2 separate regions of the Homo sapiens genome follow, and region 1 is linked to region 2. The links are chromatin loops, found by intact Hi-C in ENCODE. Cell type or tissue: heart left ventricle. All regions are shown on one strand. Each heading gives the region's core, and the rest is flanking DNA. Links, peaks and the distances in the headings are about the cores only.

The links. Peaks named below come from ENCODE experiments on the same cell type or tissue, not always from the same donor. Only the 100,000 strongest peaks of a DNase experiment are listed, where the experiment ranks them.
Region 1: a loop joins it to region 2, with 1.9 times the contacts of the local background. A loop is called at or near these places in 1 of 110 quality-filtered maps.

The regions. Positions count from the first base shown.
Region 1 is chr9:124,239,887-124,247,636 of GRCh38, forward strand. No RefSeq gene overlaps it. Among named protein-coding and RNA genes, the nearest start is that of NEK6, 14 kb to the right of the region's middle. RefSeq lists enhancers at 18-67, 2,633-3,149, 3,150-3,666. In heart left ventricle, for the core only: no CTCF peak of the experiment used is centred there; a DNase peak (open chromatin) is centred at 3,135; H3K4me3 peaks cover 787 bases; H3K27ac peaks cover 527 bases.
Region 2 is chr9:124,160,227-124,167,976 of GRCh38, forward strand. No RefSeq gene overlaps it. Among named protein-coding and RNA genes, the nearest start is that of NEK6, 94 kb to the right of the region's middle. In heart left ventricle, for the core only: no CTCF peak of the experiment used is centred there; no DNase peak of the experiment used is centred there.

The DNA of each region.
Region 1 (7,750 bases), core at 941-5,940, 79 kb after region 2:
GCTAATGTGACCCTGTGGGAGGGACATTCCTGTCTTCTCTTTTTGGTTTGTCTTGGAAAGTCCCACATCTTTTGCAGAACTGCTTCCTGGTATCCCTATCTGGAATTTACACCAAGGACAGCCAAAGGCCAAGACTGGCTTAGAGGCCTGAGGAGTGGGGATCAGAGAAAAGGGTCAGTCCATCCTGTGCAGCCTTCCCGGCCTGGGCCCCTGTGAGTTGATGGAGGAAATCAGTGGCCATCGTTCCCCTATCCTTATCCTGAGCAGGGGTACTGGAGGCCCTGGGAAAGCCCCCTGAGCTAAGACTGATCTTCCTTGCCCAAAAATAGCTGCCTGGGATTCAAAGAGACTGCATGGGAAGAGGAGGAACTTCAGATTCACACCTGGGTTCAAATCCTGGTTCCATCCCTTACTTGCTGTGTGACCTTGGCCAATGTCCCTCACTTCTCTGCACCTTGGTTTCTCCATCTGTAAAGTGGGATCAACCATCATCCTATGGAAGGGGCCAGTCCACAGGAAACACCTCTCATCAGGGAGTGGGAGCTGTTAGGAGGTTTCTCAGCATTCCTCTAGCTTCTAGAAGCCCCCTTCCAAGGAGTAAAACCTGTGCCTAAAGTGCTAGTGCTCTGGCCTAGGCACTGGCTTGGCCCTGGGGAGCTACCATGATGGACCAGTTATGGTCCCTGCCCTTCCGGAGCACAAAGTCTAGGGAGGAGGACAGAGCCTAAGCAGGCAGAGCCACACGTGGGATAGGGCTGCAGCAAAGGGACACACAGGGGCCCCAAAAGGGAAGGAGGATCCTGCCTGGGGTCAGGGAAGACTCCACAGGGACAGAGACTGGGGGCGAGAGTTTAAATCTTTAATAACCTGTTTGTCACAGTCACTGACCAATCAGAAAGGACACTGGCTGTAAACAATCCACAGCACCCACCAGTGTCTACCAGCTGATGATGAATGCCCTGGGAAGGGGCATTGATTGGGGTGCTGGCGGATGAATAAGAGTTCTTTCGACAAGTGGGAAGAAAGGGCACCCCAGGCAAAGGGAGCACTACGTGCTCAATCCTGGTGACAGGAAAAACCACGGCTGGAGCATAAGATGTGTTGGGGGAAGGTGGGGCATGAGAGCAGAGAGGGTCTCGAATGCCACTACATTTGGGAGACACGGTTAGGACTTCTCTGATGTGGCACTCCACACTGGTGACCCAGTTGAACAGGCACTGCAGTGAGAGTTTTCAGGGTCTGGACACGCCTCCTCTCCCAGGTCCACGACATCTACATGGGGCAGAGCTCTTACTAGGGGTCCAGGCTCAGGCTCCATTCTCTTGGGAGAGGGGCTGGCAAGGTGGGTCAGGAAGAGAGGCTCAGCCAAGGGGCTCTAGAGAGCCTTTTGAGTGGGGAAACTGAGGCCAATGCTCAGATGTATGAGTGGGATCAAATCAGTGGGAGGTGGAGACACTGGTGACCTGAGCTTCCCTGAGCTTCCCTGGCTTTGAGTCCTCCCCCTAGAGTGGCACTGAGGCCTCCTGTTAGCTCAGGAAAAACTCAGGGATGTTTTAAGGGTCAAGTTCTAGCACCAGCTCTGCTGCTGATGAGCTGTGACCTTGAGCAAGGCACAGACCCCTCTGGGCATGGGGACCCTGTTGATTGCTTCCTTGGAAATGGAAGATGTCCCAGGCTGATCCTGTTCTGCCAGCCTCCCTGACCTGGCATCATGGAGAATGTGAGGGCTTCAGATTCAGGCAGAGCTGAGTTTGAATCTCTGCTTTGGAAATGGACTGGGTGTTTGACTTGGACCAAGTGCTAAGCTCTGGGCCTTTATTTCCCCATCTACAAAACAAGGAATTGATTGGTGAGATTAGCGTTGAATGGAATAAATGAAAAACTCTGGTGGGGGGGGGCAGCTGGGCACAGTGACTCGCGCCTGTAATCCCAGCACTTTGGGAGGCCGAGGTGGGTGGATCACCTGAGGTCAGGAGTCCAAGACCAGCGTGGGCAACACGGCGAAACCCCGTCTCTACTAAAAATACAAAAATTAGCTGGGCATGGTGGTGCATGTCTGTAATCTCAGCTACTCAGGAGGCTGAACCAGGAGAATCACTTGAACCCAGGAGGCGGAGGCTGCAGTGAGCCGAGATCGTGCCATTGCACTTCAGCCTGTGTGACAAGAGTGAAACGCCTCTCGAAAATAAAAAATAAAAAAAAATAAAAAAGAAAGAAAAGAAAAAGAAAAAACTCTGGGGACTGGAGACAAAATAGTAAAAGGAGGTGGTAGAGAGCCTTGCTTCCGCCCTCACCTCCTATGAGGTGCCCTCTGCTTGCAGAATCTCTCAGCAGCCGGACTTTTGCAGAAGCTGCAGGTCAGTGGTGAGTGAGGAGGAAGGCTGTATCATTGATTGTTCTCCCAGGACACTTTGAGCATGAAAGGGGGCACCGTTAGTAATAAACAGCCATAAACCTGGGCTGTCCTAAGGAAACCAGAGTTTATGATGCCCCTGGTGATGAGTGGAGATTCAGAAATTGAAATGGAGAGGCGGAAGCGGGACACGATTGAGGAGGGATGTGAGCAGGTGCCAGGAGGCGCAATCTTTGGAGAGAGGGTGTGGTGCCCAAGCAGGCTTTGGGAGGCTTTTCTGCGGGAGGTACCGATTCGCTCCCCTCTTCTGGGTCCCAGGTGAACTTCAGGAAAGAGCAGCTTTGCTTTGCAGCAGTTTGGGAGCTGGATTGGGGCTGGATACGTTTTGTAACCTTATGCCTCTGCACGCTGGTTGGCTGCTTCACTTTTTTCTTGGTTATAACTTCCTGCAGAGACTGGTCTTCGGCTGGGAGCAGGAAGGCACTCTTAGAGTTGGGTTAGGAAAGTAAAGGCGCTTTTCCGATGCCTAGAAGGCAGTAGCTGCTTAGTAAACGTTCATCCCCTGCCATCTTAACCAGCAAGCGCCTTTGCTCTGGGACCCTGGTCCACGGTTGCTTCAAGCCCCCAGAGGAACCGCTGCCTTCATACTCCTCCAGATGGTCTAAGCCCTCCTGCCTCCCACCCCTCCCACACACGAATGCAGGAAGTCCTCTGAGAGCCTGCTGGATCAGTTTCCTTTCCGCTTCCTTTCTCTTCCTCTCCGGTGAGGGCTGGGACGCAGCTGGCGGAGTTGGGGGGGGTTCTCCCCCAGACTGCTTCTCTGCACAGCCTCCTTAACGCGTCACTCACAGGGCCTGCATTCCTCCAACTTTAATGCCTCCTCTGGGAACACAGGCTTCCAGAAACCTGAGATGACCAACCAGCCGGTGCAGGCCAGAGGGAGAAGGGCCCAGACGGTGAGGGGGAGAGTGAGGGGCTTGACTTCTGCCTTTGCTGAAAAGAGAAACCGCAGGCCTCCCCCTCCCCTTTCAGCTTATGGGACTTCTAGACCAGGGAGCAAAAAGCACTGGCTCTTGCCAAACCCACTTAGGGAGATGGAAAAGGAAAGATGGCACGATAGTTTGTAAAGGTGGAAGATCTTTTGTCACATACACCAGGTACAAAGGTTTTCATACTGGGACCCTTTACTGTCCCTTTAGGCTTCTAGAACAATAGGGCAGACTACTAGCAGAACCAAAAACAGAGAGGTGAACTAGGATTAAGTAATGGCTCCCAACAACTGCCTTGCAACTCCCAAATATTTAATAAGCAGCTCTTATTTAATAATCAGCTCCTGCCAGCCAATGTACCCCAGCTCTAGCATACCACTGGTCCTATCTATCCCCCTCTCAGGCCCTGATCACCTGAGGTAGGGAGTTTGAGACCAGCCTGGCCAACATGGTGAAACCCTGTCTCTACTAAAAATACAAAATTAGCTGGGAGTGATGGCGGGCGTCTGTAATCCCAGCTACTCAGGAGGCTGAGGCAGGAGAATCCCTTGAACCCGGGAGGCGGAGGTTGCAATGAGCCAAGATCGTGCCATTGCACTCCGGCCTGGGCGACAGAGCAAGACTCCGTCTCAAAAAAAAAAAAAAAAAAAGAATCCTGGCCACACAGCCATGAAGTAGAGGTTCAAACCCAGGCTGGTTTCACAGTATCACATCACCTCCCAAGTGTATATGGCCACGTACAGTTGGAAGCATCGCCACTCCTGCACCCTTCTCCCTGGTTAACTAGTGAAATTCTTCCCTTGGGGATTTTATTCATTCCATTGATGTAAGCCCGTCCCCACTTCACTACACTCTTGCAGTCTTAAAATTATGGCTCACTAGGCCCAAAAGGATCTTTAGAAATTAATTTGTCCAATTCTTTTCCCTATGGATGGGGAAATCGAGGTTCAGAAAGAAGACAAAACTTGCTTGTATCAGCCCTAGATCTCCTGAGGCAGAGTGCTTCAGTGCAAAGGGTCTTATCAGACAGACCTGGCCTCGAGTCCTGACTCTGACATTTACTTTCTGGGCCACCTTGGCTAGCAGACATTACTTTGCTGTTGTTGTTCTTTGTGGTATTTTTCTGAGACAAGGTCTTGTTCTGTCACCGAGGCTGGAGTGCAGTGGCATGATCACAGCTCACTGCAGCCTCTACCTCCTGGGCTCAAGCAATCCTTCCACCTCAGCCTCCCGAGTAGCAGGAACTATAGGTGTGCACCCCCATGCCTGGCTGATTTTTATGTTTTTCGTAGAGATGGGGCCTCATTATGTTGCCCAGGCTGGTCTCAAACCCCTGGGCTCAAGCAATTCTCCCACCTCAGCCTCCTCCCAAAGTGCTGGGATTACAGGTGTGAGCCACCACGCCCAGTCAAAGTCACTTTTTAATTTTTATTATTTATTTATTTATTTATTTTTGATGGAGTCTCACTCTGTTGCCCAGACTGGAGGGCAGTGGCAAAACCTCGGCTCATGGCAACCTCCGCTTCCCAGGTTCAAGTTGTTCTCCTGCCTCAGCTTCGCAAGTAGCTGGGATTACAGGCACCCGCCACCGTGTCCAGCTAATTGTTGTATTTTTAATAGGGACGGGGTTTTGCCATGTTGGCCAGGCTGGTCTCAAACTCCTGGCCTCAGGCGATCCACCCGCCTCGGTCTCCCAAAGTGCTGAGATTAGAGGTGTGAGCCACCGTGCCTGGCCTATGCTACTTTTTTGAGCCTCAGTTTCCTCATCTATTAAGTGGAGATCATAATACCTTCACTGACGGGTTGTTGTAAATATTCAAAGAGGTCCCAGGTTGGGATGCAGCAGCCTCATTCCTGGCACGCAGTGAGTGCTCAGTGCAGGCAGCCTTCCTTCTCCCCAGCAAAGGAAAATGGAATCTTAAGGCTCTGAGACCAGGGTCATTCCTTTATGGAGCCTGAGAGGGGGATAGATAGGACCAGTGAGTGGTATGCTAGAACTGGTGTGCATTGGTGGGCAGGAGCTGATTACTAAATAAGAGCTGCTTATTAAATATTTGGGAGTTGTTTTTGGGAGCTTTATACCAGCCATGGTAGGAGTATTTTACACCACAGAAATCAGCAAACTCTACAAATGAAGGATTTTATTTTTTATTTTGTATTTATTTTATTTATTTATTTATCTGTTTTTAAGATGGAGTCTCTGCTGCCCAGGCTGGAGTGCAGTGGTACAATCTCAGCTTACTGCAACCTCCACCTCCCAGATTCAAGTGATTCTCCTTCCTCGGCCTCCCAAGTAGCTGGGATTACAAGCATGTGCCACCACACCCAGCTAATTTTTGTACATATATATTTTTTTCAGTGGAGATGGGGTTTCACCATATTGGCCAGGCTGGTCTTGAACTCCTGACCTCAAGTGACAGTTTTTTTTTTTTTAAATAAAGGCCTATATGGCCGAGCACGGTGGCTCACGCCTGTCATACCAACAGTTTGGGAGGCCAAGGCGGGTGGATCACTTGAGGCCAGCAGTTTGAGACCAGCCTGGCCAACATGGCGAAACCTCGTCTCTACTAAAACTACAAAAATTAGCTGAGTGTGGTGGTGCATGCCTGTAATTCCAGCCACTAGGGAGGCTGAAGCAAGAGAATCACTTGAACCCAAGAGATGGATCAGTGAGCTGAGATTGTGCCAGTGCACTGCAGCCTGGGTGATGGAGTGAGAGTATCTCAAAATAAATAAAAATAAATAAATACATAAAAGCCTATAGTGTGGAATTTTTATTTTATTTATTTATTTTTTGAGACGGAGTCTTGCTCTGTCACCCAGGCTGGGGTGCAGTGGTACGATCTCGGCTCACTGCAAGCTCCACCTCCCAGGTTCATGCCATTCTCCTGCCTCAGCCTCTGGAGTAGCTGGGACTACAGGCGCCCGCCACCATGCCCAGCTAATTTTTTGTATTTTTAGTAGAGACGGGGTTTCACCGTGTTAGCCAGGATGGTCTCGATCTCCTGACCTCGTGATCCGCCCACCTCGACCTCCCAAAATGCTGGGATTACAGGTGTAAGCCACCGTGCCTGGCCTATGATATGGAATTTTTCAGTGGTAAGAAGTGATAGAGGGGATCATTATGGTAGTCAACCAAAAAAAAAAAATTACAATGTATAAATTTGGAAAAGGAGAGGAGACTTTGTTTCTTATAAAGAGTTACAGCCTGCAAAGGGGCCATCCCACAAGCAGGGAAATGTGTCTTTGGATAAGACCAGAGACTGTTACTTCGAAGGAGGAGGGGTTGGGGTAGATGCTTGATGCTAAACAGGTTGCCTAAAAACACATATATTTAACAGGTTACAAAAGAATATTTATGAAGGTGGTCATGACACATGTGAATTGAACAAACAGGTATGTAACATAGGACCCATGTTCATTTCGGGATGGAGACTTAACAGTTAAATGTATTATAATTAGGCCCTATAAGTCAAAAGGTCTTTTCGGGACACAAGGCACACAAGTGTACCATCTCCATAAACCTACCAGGGCCCGTCTACAGTCGGTGGTCTTTTTATCAGGAGAAAGTTACTGAAGTTAGTCTCTTGTCTAGTGAAAGTTGTAGTTGTGGTTGGTGGACCAGTAAGTCAGTATTTGTGAGTTGGATGAATTGCAATTGTTTTAATATTAATGTTATTTTGAGGCCGGTGTTTGTTTAGTTGTCAGAGAAAAAGACAAAGCTTGTGGCAGTTAAAACACAGTTTATTTTTTAACTGTAGGGTATTTGACTTAACCCGAGCCTGGGATGGCCTTAAGTCTTGTTTATAATTTTTTTTTTAATAGGGTCTCACTCTTTTGCCCAGGCTGGAGTGCAGTGGCATAATCTTGGCTCACTGCAACCTCCGCCTCCTGGTTCAAGCAATTCTCCTGCCTCAGCTTCCCAAGTAGCTGGGACTACAGGCACGTGCCACCACACCCAGCTACTTTTTGTAGTTTGAGTAGAAATGGAATTTTACCATGTTGGCCAGGCTGGCCTCAAACTCCTGACCTCAAGTGATCTACCCACCTTGACCTCCCAAAGTGCTGGGATTACAGGCGTGAGCCACGATACTCGGCCTATAATTTGGTATTTTGTTGTTACTAAGAGTCTGTTTTGTCAGTCTTAATGATCTCTATTTTAACATTAATGTTGGAGGTGGGACAGGGTGGCTCACACCTGCCTGTAATCCAAGCACTTTGGGAGGCTAAGGTGGACAGATCACTTGAGGCTAGGAGTTCAAGACCAGCCTAGGCAACATGGCGAAATCCCGCCTCTACCAAAAATACAAAAATTAGCCGGATGTGGTGGCTCACACCTCTAATCTCAGCTACGTGGGAGGCTGAGGCATAAGAATCACTTGACCCTGAGGCAGAGGTTGCAGTGAGC
Region 2 (7,750 bases), core at 1,682-6,681:
AATGCTTCCTTTATCTCTGGAAATATTCTTTTTCTTGAAGTCTATTTGATATTAATATAACCACACCAGCTTTCTTATACTTACTTTTCACAACGTATAACTTTTTTTTTTTTGTATTTACTTTCAACCTATATTTAAAGTGGGTCTTTTGCAGATGGCATATTATGGGTTTTGTTTTTTATTCATTAGGGCAATATGACTTTTAATTATAGTGTTTAGTGCATTCACATTAATGTAAATATTGATACAGTTAGACTTGGGGATAGCATTTTATGCCTTGATTTTTTTTTCTTTTTGAGGAGTTTCCTTTAACATTTCATGCAGTACATAACCTATTTGTGATATTTTCTCCCCTTTGAAAAAAATATGAACACACCTTTATTTTGCCTTTATTATCAAAGGATATTTTCACTACATATAATATCCTAGGTTGCTAGGATTTTTTAAAGCTTTTTTTGTTTGTTTGTTTGTTTGTTTTTTGAGACAGAGTCTCCCTCTCTCACCCAGGCTGGAGTGAAGTGGTGTGATCTCGGCTCACTGAAACCTCTGCCTCCCAGGTTCAAGTGATTCTTCTGCCTCAGCCTCCCAAGTAGCTGGGATTACAGGTGCCCGCTGCCAAGCCCAGCTAATTTTTGTATTTCGAGTAGAGACTGGGTTTCACCATGTTGGCCAGGCTGGTCTCGAACTCCTAGCCTCAAGTGAACCGCCCACCTCAGCCCCCCAAAGTGTTTGGATTACAGGTGTGAGCCACTGTGCCCAGCCTAAAACATTTTTTCTTTAAGCAAATTTTTAAAGCATTTTTGACCTCCATAGTCTTTAATAAGAATTCAGTGGCCAGGTGCAGTGGCTCACAGCTGTAATCCCAGCACTTTGGGAGGTCGAGGCAGGCAGATCATGAGGTCAAGAGTCTGAGACCAGTCTGGCCAACACGGTGAAACCCCGTCTCTACTAAAAATACCAAAAAACAAACAAACAAACAAAAAACTGGCCGGGCGTGGTGGTGGGCGCCTATAATCCCAGCTACTCGGGAGGCTGAGGCAGGAGAATGGAGTGAACCCGGGAGGCGGAGCTTGCAGTGAGCCGAGATTGCACCACTGCACTCCAGCCTGGGTGACAGAGCAAGACTCCGCCTCAAAAAAAAAAAAAAAATTCAGTGGTCATTAAAATAATTGTTCCCTTATATGTAATATATTAGTTTTTCTTGCTCCTTTTAAGATTTTCTCTTTACTTTTGGTTCTCAAGAGGTTGATAATGATGTGCTTGAGAGTAGTTTATTGTATTCATTTTGCTTGGTATTTACTGAGGTCCTTGAATCTGTAAATTTGTTTTTCAAAAAAATTTGGTACACTTTAAACCATTCTTTCTTTCTTTTTTTGTTTGAGACAGGGTCTTGCTCGGTTGCCCAGGATGGAATGCAGTGGTGCAAACAAGGCTCATTACAACCTTGACCTCCTGAGCTCAAGCAATCCTCCTGCCTCAGCCTCCTGAGTAGCTGGGACCACAGGCATGCACAACCACATCCAGCTAATTTTTATTTATTGGTTGATTGATGGTGATGGGGTCTTGCCATGTTGCCCAGGCTGGTCTTGAATTCCTGGGCTCAAGTGATCCTCCTTTCTTGACCTCCCAAAGTGCTGGGCTTATTGGCATGAACCACCACACCTGGAACCATTATTTCTTCACATATGTTTTCTGCTCTCATCCTACCCCTCTCCTTCTGGTATTCCATTTACATGGATGTTAATCTTTCTGATATGATGTCTTGGGTACCTGAGGCTCTGTTCTTCAGCCTGGATAATTCCCATTGATTTATCTTCAAATTCACTGACTTTTCTCCTTTTCGCTCATCTTCAATAAGTTCCCAGTACATTTTTTACTTCAGATATTGTATTTTTCAGTTATACAACTTCTATTTCGTTCTTTTTTTCTTTTCTTTTTCTTTTTTTTTTTTTTGAGTTTTGCTCTATCACCCAGGCTGGAGTGTGGAGTGCAGTGGTGTGATCTCGGCTCACTGCAACCTCTGCCTCCCAGGTTCAAGCGATTCTCATGCTTCAGCCTCCCAAGTAGCTGTGCTACCGGTGTGCACCATCGCACTCAGCTAATTTTTGTATTTTTAGTAGAGATGGGGTTTCACCATGTTGGAAGGCTGGTCTTGAGCCCCTGGTCTCAAGTCATCCACCTGCCATGGACTCCCAAAGTGTTGGGATTAGAGGCATGAGCCACTGCACCCAGCCTATTTCCTACATTTTATTCATTATAAGTGTATTTTCCTTTATGATATGGAGCATAGTTAAAATAGCTGTCTTAAAACACTTTTCTGCTGATTCCAACATCTGGGTCATCTTAAGGGCATTCTCCATGAATTATTTTTTCTTCTAGAATGGGTCATGTTTTCTTTTTTCTTATGTACCAAGTAGCTTGGGATTATATCCTGGACTTTGTGAGTGATAAGCTGTAGAAACTTTGGATTCTAGTATGTGTCTCTTAAAAGTGCTGTTTTTGTTGTTTTGTATTTTTTTAAATAAACAATTGCCTTGGCTGAACCCAAACTGTAAATTCTGTCTCCTCTGTGGTGGGTGGCAGCTGAAATGTCAGCTCAGTTATTTTAGTCTTGGATGCATTGTTTGGAACCTGCCCAGTGGATGCTGGTTCAGGAGGCATCCAGAGACTTGGGCATAGTTTACACATAGAATTTGGGGCTCCCCTTACCTAGTTCTCTCCTTTCTGGGAGTTACTCCCTCAATTTCCAGCTACAGTGGAAACTCTGTCTTTTGATTCTTATGTGAATAAGACTGGATTTTCTTTTTTCTTTTTTTCTTTCTTTTTATTTTTTTTTGAGATGGAGTCTTACTCTGTTGCCCAGGCTGGAGTACAATGGCACGATCTCAGCTTACTGCAACCTCTGCCTCCTGGGTTCAAGCAGTTCTCCTGCCTCAGCCTTCTGAGTAGCTGGGATTACAGGCGTGTGCCACCATGCCTGGCTAAATTTTTGTATTTTTATTAGTGACAGGGTTTCACCATGTTGGCCAGGCTGGTCTCGAACTCCTAACCTCAAGTGATCTGCCCACCTTGGCCTCCCAAAGTGCTGGGATTACAGGCATGAGCCACTGTAACCGGCCAAGACTGGATTTTCTATCCAAGTTTTAGTAACTCCACAGAGGGCAGATTATGCTTTTCTTTTCTTTTGTGCAAAGAGCTGTTGAAATATGCAGATCACCCGGTGCCTCTCCCTTCTTTCAAATGTCTTTTCCCTTCAGTTTCTGCCTGCTTGTTGGTTGCTCTCTGTGGCTTTCAGATATTTGTTTACTATATTTTGCAAGAGTCTATGGTTGTCATCTGAGGCAGGATTGGTTTGATAGAGATTCAAACTACTCAGCTCTTGGCAAAAGTCGAACCTATTTTTACCTGCTTTTTATTCTCTTGGTTTTCAATCAAAGCTTGTCTTTTGTGGACCTGGTTTTTATTGATTGAGTGCTGGGCATTGTGTATGAAAAAATTATAGAAATAATTTGAAGCTGTGGATGATGTGATCTTTCTCCAGAGAGGATGTTCTTTTGCTTTTGGCAGACGGATAAGCTAGAGGCAGCTCATCTTATTCCAATTGGGGAGGAATTGAGATGATTCAAAGTTGGACTTCATCCTTGTGAGGGCTGATCTATTTCCAGGGTTCATTCAAAGGAAGCTGGGAATGTTTACCTGGTTCCCCATCTTTCACAGATCCTCAACTCCAATTTTTGTCCCCTAGCCTCTGAGACTGCTGAAATTTCTGCTCAGCTTCTTGGCCTCCAAACTGTTACTTCAATTTTTAAATTAGCAAGTCCCTTGAGTGGAAATTTGCTGCCAAATACTGGGCTCACCTATCTTATATTTTCTCCCACTCCAGATCTTGGCCCTAAACTTACACTATCTTGGTAGCTCTCCAATGCCTTCAAACGTAGTTTTTAATCCAGATTTTCTGGTTGTTTTTTCTCAGTGGGAGGGCTGATCCAAAACAAGCTATTCAGACTTTGCTGGATGTGGAATGCTACCACTCATTTCTAAATATTGCTATTTTCTCAACAGTTTCAGTTTAAAAAAATTTCTGGACTAAGAGTTAATTTTGATGTTGTTTATTTCTACTTCCATCTCATCAAACTCAGAGGAAGTGACCTATATAATTTATGATATGTGTTAAGATTTATTTTAAGGGATAATACAGTCAGCATTTTGTTTCATGGATGGTTGAAAAGAGTATCTATTTTCTGTTTCATGGGTAGAAAATTACATCTATCATCTGTCTTATAAATTAAACTTGTTTAGTGTGCCATTCAACTCCCTGTATCCTTATTTACTTATTTTCAATTTATTTATTTTTTATGTCATTTCTGAGAGAGGTGGATACTAAAACATACCATCATTTTGGGGATTTATTTATTTCTCATTTCTTTTCAATCAGTATTTGCTTTGTGTATTTTTAAGTCATGGTAAAATTACATAATTCAGTTGTTTTATTTTTCTGGTGGTTTGTCATATTTTCTCCTTTAATAAGTTTTACCCAAATTAATTTTTCTACGTTTGTACAAATACTACCTTCTGATTGTTATCATTTGTGTGGTAGAGTTTCCAAATATGGTTGCCAACAATTCTTCTTGTCCCTATAAGTGCATCTGCCTGCAGAAGTGGAGTCTAATTCCCTTGACCTGAAATCCAGGCTGGCCTCGTGACTTGCTTTGGCTTACAGAATGTAGCAGAAGTGACACGGTGCCAATTCCTTGCCTAGCCCTTAAGCAGTTCCAGGAGTTTTCAACATCGTGCTTTGGCAACACTACTGCCACGAAGTACAGACATTCACGCAAGACTGAGTGATGGGACATGGTGTGGAGAGAGCCTTCATATTGGAGCAGGTGCCAAATGTAAGTAAAGCTTCTTGGACCTTCCAGCCCAGCCACATACTGAATACAACCATGTGAGGGTCACCAGATGAGTCCACATGGAGCAGAAGGACAGCCCAGCCCAGCCCAGCCCTGACAGAAATCTTGACCCATACAGTACTGAGAAATAAGAAATCGTTACTGTTTTCCACTACTACGTGTTTGGGAGTTATTTGGTACTCAGCAATAAAGAGCTGAAACAATTTGTTTGGTATATTATCTCCCATTTATTCAAATCTTGAGACCATATTTTTATTAGGTTGTGTGTTTTCTCATTATTAAACTTTGGGAGTTCCTTCTTATCCTGGATACAAATCCTTTGTAAGATATACAAGCTGAAAATATTTTTTCTCAGTCTGTGGTTGTCTTTTCATTCTTTCAATAGTGTCTTTAGGCCAGGCATGGTGGCTCAAGCCTGTAATCCCAACACTTTGGGAGGCCAAGGTGGGTGGATTACCTGAGGTCAGGAGTTCAAGACAAGCCTGGCCAACATGTGGAAATCCTGTCTCTACTAAAACTACAAAAATTAGCCAGGCGTGGTGGCACACACCTGTAGTCCCAGCTACTAGGGAGGCTGAGGCAGGAGGGCTGCTTGAACCTGGGAGGCAGAGGTCGCAGTGAGCCGAGATCTTGCTACTGCACTCCAGCCTGGGCTACAGAGTGAGACCCTGCCTCAAAAAACAACAAACAAACAAACAAACAAACAAACCAATAGTGTCTTTAAAAAAGGAGGAGTTCTTAATTTTGGTGAAGTTCAATTTTTCGTTTTTTGTTTCTCTCATGGATCATGCTTTTGGTGTCATAGCTGAGAGAACTTTGCTCATCCAAGGTAACAAAGATTTCTGCATAGTTTTCTTCTAGAAGTTTTATAGTATTAGGTTTTACACTTACACCTATGATTCATTTTGAGTATGGTGAACAGTATGGATGGAGGTTCATTTTTTTCCATATGGATATGCAATTGTTTCAGTACTGTTTATTGAAAAGACTATCCTTTCTGAGTTTAACTGCCTTGCATATTTGTTGAAAATCAACTGACCATGTATAGGTAGGTCTATTTCAGAACTCTACTCTGTTCCATTGCTCTTTGTATCTATCATTCCTCTAACACCAACTGTTTTGACTACCGGAGTTTTATAATGAATCTTTTTTAAAAAATAATTTCAACTTTTATTTTAGATTCAGGGGTACTTGTGTTAGTTTGTTACCCGAATATATTGCATGATGCTGAGGTTTGGGATATGACTGATCCCAAGTCTTGAAACCAGGTAATATGAGTCTTTCAATTTTACTTTTTTTTCCAAAATTACTTTGGGTATCCAAGTTCTGTTGCCTTTCCACTTAACATTTTCAATCAGCTCATTCTGTTGAGATTTCAGTTAGAATAGTGTTGAGTCTATAGATCAGTTTAAGGAGAATTGACATCTTAAATATATTGAATTTTTCAATATATGAATAATGTATACCTCTCCATTTATACACGTTTTCTTTGATTTCTTTCATCAGTGTTCTGTAGTTTTCAGAACACATATCTTGCACATATTTTGTTAGATTTATACCAAAGCATTTTACGTTTGCCGATACCATTGTAATTGGTACATTTTATTTTGATTTACAATTGTTCATTGCTATTATACTGAAACACAATTGATTTTAATGTATTACATTGTATCCTGAAAACTTCATAACTTCATTCACTTTAGTTCTTGTATCTTTTGTTAGATTCTTTGAGATTTTTCTGCTAGACAATCATGTCCTCTCTGAATGGAGTTGTATTTCTTACTTTCCAAACTGTGTGTCTTTTATTTCTCTTTCTTGCCTCATTGCACCGTCTGGGACTTCACAAACAACATTGAATAGGAGCAGCAGTAGTTGACATCCTTGCCTTGTAGGGGGGCAGTGGTTGACATCCTTGCCTTGTTCTTCACCTTAGCCTGGAAGTATTCAGTCTTTCGCCATTAAATACAATGTTACTTGTAAGAGCCTTGTTGATGCCGTTTGCCAGGTTGAGGAACTTCTGTTAGTTTGCTGAGAGATTTTTTAATCCTAAATAGATGCTGAATTTTATTTTAAAACATTTATTCATATAATGAAATCATCGTGTTTTTTTCTTCCTTTGTCTTTTAATTTAGTAAATTAAATTGATTGCTTTATAAATGTTAAACTGACCTTGTGTTTCCATGAGAAATCCCACTAAGCCACACTTCTGTTTATATATTGTTGGATTTGATTTTCTAGTATTTCATGGAAGATTTTTGCAGCTATGTTCATGAACGATATTAGTTTGAAGTTTTCCTTGCTGTCTTCACAAAATGAGTTGGAAACTGGTCCCTATTCCTTTTTTTTTTTTTTAACTTTTATTTTAGGTTTAGGGGTACATGTTATATAGGTGTCACAGGGGGTTTGTTGTACAGATTATTTGTCACCCAGATACTAAGCCTAGTACCCGGTAGTTATTTTTTCTGCTCCTCTCCCTCCTCCTACCCTCCACCCTTAAGTAGACCGCAGTGTGTGTTGTTCCCTTGTGTTCATGAGTTCTCGTCATTTAGCTCCCACTTATAAGTGAGAACACGCTGTATTGGTTTTCTGTTCCTGTGTTAGTTTGCTAAGGATCATGGTCTCCAACTCCATCCATATTCCCACAAAAGACAGATCCTGTTATTTTTTAATGGCTGCATAGTATTCCATGTTGCCTATGTACCACATTTTCTTTCTCCAGTCTGTCATTGATGGGCATTTAGGTTGATTTCATGCCTTTGCTATTGTGAACGGTGTTGCAATGAACATTCATGTGCGTGTCTTTATGGTAGAATGACTTATATCTCTGGGTATATACCCAG